Regions from separate parts of the Mus musculus genome. Here all the other regions are linked to region 1. A link is a loop called in an ENCODE intact Hi-C map of the cell type or tissue named here. Cell type or tissue: left cerebral cortex. All regions are shown on one strand.

Region 1 (2,500 bases):
ATGCTGTTGTAAGTAACTCAGTCCCCAGGCTTCATGTAACTAATCTTTCACCAAGGGTGCTGTAAGTAACCCCTTAGATACACTTAAATTTCATATAACTCAATGAGCTCATTGGTTCACTAAACCGGGTGTGGATAGAATCATTTCTTTAGCTTGTCTTGGGGGTCTTGTATTCATGTCTCTCCAAGAAAAAGTAGTGCACAGTGCTGCTCACTGATGCTCCATCATCACAAAGATGAGCTTTGTGCTTCCTGAAAGAGATAAGCACACACCTTCATGTCTGGTCTCAGCTGCATCTCCGTCCTCACCCATCATCTTCTGTTGTCTTCCACTCTAAGAATATTTTCTCACATATTTGATAGTAGTCTCACTTTTGCTCCTGATGTTACTTCTGGAGTGTTTTTCTTACCAGCTAATTTTCTTTTTTGTTTGTTTGTTTGTTTGTTTGTTTGTTTTTCTTACCATCTAATTTTCTATTCGCATTGTTCCTTTCTACTAGTAATTTAAGTCTAGTTCAGTCAAGAAACTGTCTCTAGAGCTTGGTTGATTCCTTATTCCCATTTTGAATCTAAAGCACTCTTCCCTGTGTCCTCTGGGAGGACTTGTCCTATAGAAGTGTGTTATAACAGTCTCGTTGATTTTGTGTTAGACTCAGAGATCCTTGCAGAAGCTGATTTCGCCACCATTCATTTCACATCTCCAGGATCCCTTTTCTACTTGAGAGAACTAAGCAATGTGTGCTGAATCTGAGTGAACTCATGGGTCGTCACTGCTACTTGTGAGACTCGACCTCTATGAGCTTCAGTGTGTTAGTGATTTTTTTTTTGAAGTAGTGGAAGATTAATCTGAAAGGAAATCTATAGCTATGAAATGTTAGAAAGAATAAGAAAACAAAATCTTAGAAATCAAAACCAAGAAAGAATTTGGGACAGTAGATGGCAGTAGAACATTGTTTTCAGCATAACATTAGAGAGATTCAAAACTGACCAAATCTTGGGGAAAAACTAATAGCCACACAGCATTTAAAACTGTCTGGCCGTAGGCACTCCTGCCATCCCAGAACTGAGAGAATAAAGCAAGAGAATTGCTATGAGTTTACGGCCAACCTAGGCTACACAGTGAATTCCTTTCAGCACAGCCTAAGTCATATAAGACTTGTTCCAAACAAAATGGGTCCATAAGATAGGTTACAGATAGATAGATAGATAGATAGATAGATAGATAGATAGATAGGATAGGTAATAGACAGGGAGAGAAAGAGATGATAGGTAGGTGATAAAGCCATGATAGGTAGAGATGGGAGATAATAGATAAATAGATGTAGATCAATGATAGGTGAATAGATGATAGATATGATAGTGAACAATGATACCTCTATCTTTAGATCTGCTGATATATTTGTATTAGTTGTAGCATGAAGCACTACTTCTAATGAATGAAACCTAACATCCTAATGTAAGCTGTTTGCAACAGGAACTGGATGAGACATCAGGAGAACTCTTTGTTCTATCCAAATCTTTTTTCTTTTGATCTGAAACTATCCTCCTCTTACTTTCCTTTCTTGAGTACTGGTTTATTATTTGGAAGATCACATTTGTCATGGAAAAAAATAAGTATGAAAATTCACTCTCAATCATCCTCATGTAAAATTACATATGGAAATCGTTCACAATGAGTTTTTAGATATCCCAAGTTGAAGGTTTTTGTTTGAACAGGAAGATAAGCACAGCAAAGCATTTAGTTGTTCTCCTGTGGCTATCTCTATGTTCCGTACCCACTTAGGAAACCAGGAGAGACAAAGTATCATACACAGCAGATCAATCACTTTGTGAAGTAATTACCAACATGGAATAACTGTTTAAAACAAATCAGAGAAAACCACTGACCCTTTATGCAGCAGTTTCTCTTTGGGAATTGTTCTCTGCATCTTGGCTGTGTAGACTGTGGGTCACAACCCCATTTAGAGTCACACTATGAAGATCACAAAAACATGGGAAACAGTGAAAGATTTCTGATCATGCAGTGACCTAAAGTTAACTTAAAACCACATGTGTAATGAACCTGGGCTATTCTGGCAGCCCTCAGCAGTGTTGATGGGCAACTGCACTGCAGCCATGGTTGTGAACACGTGACATGTGGACTGCATGATATCACTCCACACAGCGTCAATCAATGATGCCTGAAACAGCTGGGCTCAGATTAGAGAGCACTGTACATCATCAGCTGCATTGCTTCGCTGCCCACAGCTTTCTGCTCTCCTAGCAACACAACAACTTAATTATGAAAGCAAAGATTCAAAGTTTTCTGTGTCATCACTCATTAGATATCTGTGGATTCTAATGCGTTAGGATGTTCACTTTTTAAAAAATTACTCAGTTTCATAAAAAAATGAGTTAAATTAATTCTGGCTTTGCATGAGAACAGAACTTCCAACAGCTTATGAAATGGTCCTAAACATTTTGTACTAAGTATTTATGTAAAGTTGTAATATCAGCTTTGA
Region 2 (2,500 bases), 290 kb after region 1:
AGTGTGAGCATGGGTTTTCAGTGCCTCAGTGATAGACTCCAGCCTAAGTGCATGTGAGTTGAACTAGCTGAATCCAGTGAGCTAAATAAATACTCAAAGAATTTTGGAAGGAAGATGTGATGGGGTGGAGGTGGGGTGGAGAGTGGGGTTTCAGGAGTTGAGGGGAGAGAGGGGCAGGTGGATATGATCAAGATAAATTGTATATCGGTATAACATTTTAAAAGAAAAAAGAGATGAATTATATATAAATTTATTTCAATAAATCTTTTGGAAAAAGTATGAAGCCTAGCCAAAATATCTAAAGAGCACTAGTGTGTGCTCTGGCCCGTCCTCCAGGGCTGACTGGAGGACTCAGATGGTTTCAGTAGCCCAAGACACAACACACACACACACACACACACACACACACACACACACACACACACACACACACATTGCTCTCCCCAAAGATGCTGGGTCTCCATTGACTTTCCACATTGAGCAAACCTGAAAACTGTGGGCCCTGGCTGCCCTTCTAGTATAAATCAGTCTGCGGATCCCAATTTGGACTCCAGGATCTAAGGGCAGCAGGAGTCAGAGTCCTGAGTGCTAGCTGCTAGAGGTCTTGGAGCTCCGCTGCGAAGTCTTGGGGCAGGCGATTTTCTTTTGTGAGGGTGGGGAGGAAGCTGATTTTGCAGAGGCGCTGGCAGCGTTTTCAATGTAGGGAGAGGCTCCCTGAATGGGTGCCCGGACTGGTTCCACAGAAACCGAGCTAGGAGCTGCTCAGTCCTCCGCCCACCACTGCCCACAATCCAGTTCTGCAAAACATCAGCTAGGTGGGAGGGACTCTGCAGAGGACCTAGATGACCCAGGGCCAGCCGGCCGATCCTGATCAGTCTGATCAGCTAGCTGATCCTGACCTTATCCCTGCAGAGGGGTGTGGCCAGGGCTGGCGCAAGCCTGAGGTTGGTCGCGACGCCGCCTTGTGGCTCAGACCGAGAATGTCCTACGGACCCGCAGTAAGGGCTGCAGGGCCGAGCGTGCGCCGGTGGGGAGGGGACTCAGAACAGGGTGGCCGGTGAACACAAACAGGGCGCGCCCCTCCCAAGCTGCCCTTACTCATGGCAGAGGAGCCGGAGCCAGACCTCGGGGTGGCCGAGGGCTCAGAGGATCAGGCCTTGGAGATGCCGAGCTGGAAAGCTCCGGAGGACATAGACCCCCAGGTAGGCGTCTTCCAGGGCCCGCAAAGATTCATCTGGGCTACTTTACCGTGATATGAAGAGTCCCCTAGAGTTAAGTTAAAATATATATATATATATATATATATATATATATACTATTTTAGATCTGCGCGAACCAGGAGATGCGTTGTTTAGCTGACCCCAGGAGAGAGTCATACATCCACTTCCTGTCCGCGGAGCGGGTGGGGTAGGGAGAAACTGGTTACTACTACACAGACCCAGCGCTTCGATTTAAGAAAAGCTTGTAATCTGTCCTTAGGGCAGTATCTGCTCTCCAACCCGTAGGGAAACCTCAGGAGAGTCCATGCTTGTCCTAAAGAACGGGAACCTCAGGCTAGACCTTGGGGGGAGAGGGTTGCAGCTCTCCTGTATTGGGGACTCTCACCTCCTGACGTTCATGAGTTGCTGCTTGTTCATGAGTTCATGAGTTACTTCTCTTAAGTTTTCTCTGTACCATTTTAGCCAGGAAGTTATGAGATCCGGCACTACGGACCGGCTAAGTGGGTCAGCACTTGCGTGGAGTCCCTGGACTGGGATTCAGCCATCCAGACTGGTTTCACAAAATTGAATGGCTACATTCAAGGCAAAAATGAGAAAGGTAAAAGTAGCCTCCGAGATGCTGCGATTACTGAGTTTTAGTCTCCTGAAGAATTCTGTTTTGTAATAGACGAATAACCAGATGACTGAAACTCTAATGTTTTTATTCACGATTGGCTTCAAGAACTTTAGTGTAGCTACAGTAGAGTGTTGCTGGGTTCTGCTTGTCAAGGTCTATACTTTCCTCATTTTTTTTTTTTTTTCCTAGATGAAATGGGACTCTACCTAGGGAGAAGTCCTTTCCTGTGCCAAATGCCTCTAATAGTGATATCAAGGGACAGGAAAATGCAAGGGCATGAGCCTCAAGTTGTGTGTGTGTGTGTGTGTAATTTTGCAAGTCTCTTCGCCTTAGGACCACAATTTCTGAGATATAGAGAAAAATAATTGGCCCATGTTTTCTGTGATTTCTTCTTTATGTTTAAAAATATAGAATTTATTAACCCAAGAAAACACTACAGAAAATTGTTTAATGTAGAGTAATGTGTCATTCTACCACTACCCCTTTATAAAAGAAAAACAAAAACAAAAAGATGAGACATATCAAGGGTACATATTTATAGTGGTAATGTAAAGGAAATCAAGAAACATCAGCCATAATATGCTAAAATTGCTTTCATTTTTTCCATGACGTAGAGATGAAAATCAAGCTGACAGCCCCCGTGACAAGCTACGTGGAGCCCGGC
Region 3 (2,500 bases), 610 kb after region 1:
GCGGCTATGGGAAGACGGAGCCCAAAGCAGAGACGCGAGCATCGCTAAGGGACCTGGGAGAGGCGGGGCTTTTCGCCTCTCGGAGGGCCCCGCCCAGATTACGTCACTTCCGTAAACAAAGGGCGCTTGCCTGGGTTTGTGACCCAGGCAGACGAGCTGGGCTCTTGATGCAGCCCTGGCGGAGGCTTTGAACGCTCTCTTACTTTTCCTAGCCGAGGAAGGGTAACCACAGCCTTTTCTCCCTCCGGTATGTAATGGGGTAAGGGGACCCCGCAACCTGTTCATTCGAGCCCCTCAGCACCTGCTCTGGTCACCGCTGAGTGTAGATGGGTCATCGCAGGGCTGGGTTGCGGAAGGGAAATGAATGAGGCAAAGTCCAGAGGCACCTCTGGTGATTCTGGTTGGCAGCGAGGCCTGACATTCAACCGTGAGCAGTTCGTCCCCTCTGGAAAGGTCCCTCGTGTTTGTCATACAAGAAGGATTTCAGGGTCTTGTGACAGATGTTATCTTTCAGAAAAGAGGACATCGCAAGCTTGGTCCCTCGGGGACCATTGGTTTATTGGCGATGCTTTATGTATTAACTGGTTTTTGCTTTTTCCTCCTCTTTTGTTACCAAATGTGTATTAGCATCCATAGATTTGAAGGTTAGCGTGTTTATATGTATCACCAATTATACAGATCCTCATCTCTTGGAAACCTGCTCCGTCATCTTCAAAGTTTTATTTAATCTGTATTACAGCTAAACAATTCCCGAATGACTCAAGTGGATTCGCTCTTGGTATCTGAGACAAGAGACTGAATGCTGTACCCTTTTCCAAGAAAAACCCACATCAGCTAGCAAAACAAAAATAAATTACCTGTATAATTCCCGACTAATTCTTTTAGGAGTGACAGAAGTCAGTTTCAGTCTTTTAAAATAGTCATGGCAGGACTAAATTCAACACTTTTAGATTTTAAATTTTATTAGATGACTGTGTACAGGTGCACACTGTGCCCCTGGAGGCCAGAAGAGGGCACTGGATACCTTGGGACAGAAGTTACTGTCATAAGCAGCATTGTTGGGCCTGGAAATCAAAAGAGACCTCCGAAAAGAGTAGTCAGTGCTCTTAACTGCAGAGCCATCTCTTAAGCCCCACAGTATTTTTTAAACGACCAGAGATCCTGAGTTCAATTCCCAGAAACCACATGATGGCTCACAATCATCTGTAATGGGATCTGATGCCCTCTTCTGGTGTGTTTAAAGAGAGTAACACTATACTCACATACATAAAGTAAATCTTTTTAAATTCATAGTGCAGTTAACGATTTGAAGGGGGGAACAGGTATGCATTTTCTGACACTTTTTTGTGATAAATTAATAATAGAATTAAGAAAATTCAAATCGAAAGAGCTAGACTTGTGGCACATGCCCATCCTTCCAGGACTCACTCAAGAGCCGAGGGAGAAGGATCATCACAGGTTGGAAACCAGCGTGGCTTACGTAGTAATTTCTCAGCCAGCCAAGGACATAGAGCAGAATTGTTTTTCAAAAAGAAAAGGTGAAGCTGTGCACACTTTTGATGCCTTTAATCCCAGGAGGGATAGAGCTATGCCTTTAATGAGTTCGGGCCAGCTGAGTCTACAGAGCAAATTTCAGGTCAGCCAAAGCTACATAGTGACACCTTGGGGGGAGAGAGAGAGAGATATCTAGGAGTGGTGGTTAATAGCATGTAAATAAAATGTATATTATGTAAGCCTTCAAGGTGCAGCTTAGTCCGCTGGTGCCCTGATTATACATGTATTTGAGTATGGTTTAGAAGGGAGATCTAAAGGCCAGATAAAGGCCCAGTGAGGCTGAGGAGTTACATGGGCGATTTGTTTATACTGGTCACTTATATAATGGTGGCCTCTTGAGGTTAAGGGCTTTGGCTAATTCATTGCTGCTTTCCCAGGACTGACGACAGTGCCTGGCTTGTAGAAGAGAGACAGTAGATACTTAGAAGATGTGTGAATAGAGAAAATGCTTTTTAAAAAATTATTAGACAGGGCTGGAGAGATGACTCAGCGGTTAAGAGCACTAGCTGCTCTTCCAGAGATCCTGAGTTCAATTCCCAGAATTGAACATGGTGGCTCACAATCATCTGCAATGGGATCTGATGCCCTCTTCTGGTATGTTTAAAGAGAGTAACATTATTGTCTTAGTTAGGGTTTCTATTCCTGCACAAACATCATGACCAAGAAGCAAGTTGGGGAGGAAAGGGTTTATTCAGCTTACACTTTCATACTGCTGTTCATCACCAAGGAAGTCAGGATTGGAACTCAAGCAGGTCAGGAAGCAGGAGCTGATGCAGAGGCCAGGGAGGGATGTTCTTTACTGGTTTGCTTCCCCTGGCTTGCTCAGCCTGCTTTCTTATAGAAACCAGAACTACCAGCCCAGAGATGGTCCCACCCACAAGGGGCCTTTCCCCCTTGATCACTAATTGAGAAAATGCCTTACAGTTGGATCTCATGGAGGCATTTC

What was found. A loop is a pair of places that touch in the nucleus more often than their neighbours do. Peaks named below come from ENCODE experiments on the same cell type or tissue, not always from the same donor. Only the 100,000 strongest peaks of a DNase experiment are listed, where the experiment ranks them.
Region 2: it touches region 1 in a loop (3-fold over the local background); 2 of 42 quality-filtered maps call a loop at or near these places.
Region 3: it touches region 1 in a loop (6-fold over the local background); 2 of 42 quality-filtered maps call a loop at or near these places.

The regions. Positions count from the first base shown.
Region 1 is chr10:18,839,383-18,841,882 of GRCm38, reverse strand. No RefSeq gene overlaps it. Among named protein-coding and RNA genes, the nearest start is that of Perp, 4.4 kb to the left of the region's middle. In left cerebral cortex, a CTCF peak has its summit at 943 (motif pointing right); no DNase peak of the experiment used is centred here.
Region 2 is chr10:18,544,396-18,546,895 of GRCm38, reverse strand. Hebp2 (heme binding protein 2) reads left to right here and starts at 820. Exons shown (of 4, transcript NM_019487.3): 1 at 820-1,202; 2 at 1,683-1,818; 3 at 2,451-2,500. The coding sequence starts at 1,101. In left cerebral cortex, a CTCF peak has its summit at 970 (motif pointing left); DNase peaks (open chromatin) are centred at 772, 912 and 1,633; H3K4me3 peaks cover 1,383 bases; H3K27ac peaks cover 421 bases.
Region 3 is chr10:18,232,599-18,235,098 of GRCm38, reverse strand. It overlaps Ccdc28a (coiled-coil domain containing 28A), which reads left to right and starts at 118. Exons shown (of 6, transcript NM_144820.4): 1 at 118-247. In left cerebral cortex, CTCF peaks have their summits at 140 and 993 (motif pointing right); DNase peaks (open chromatin) are centred at 59 and 1,104; H3K4me3 peaks cover 1,069 bases; H3K27ac peaks cover 957 bases.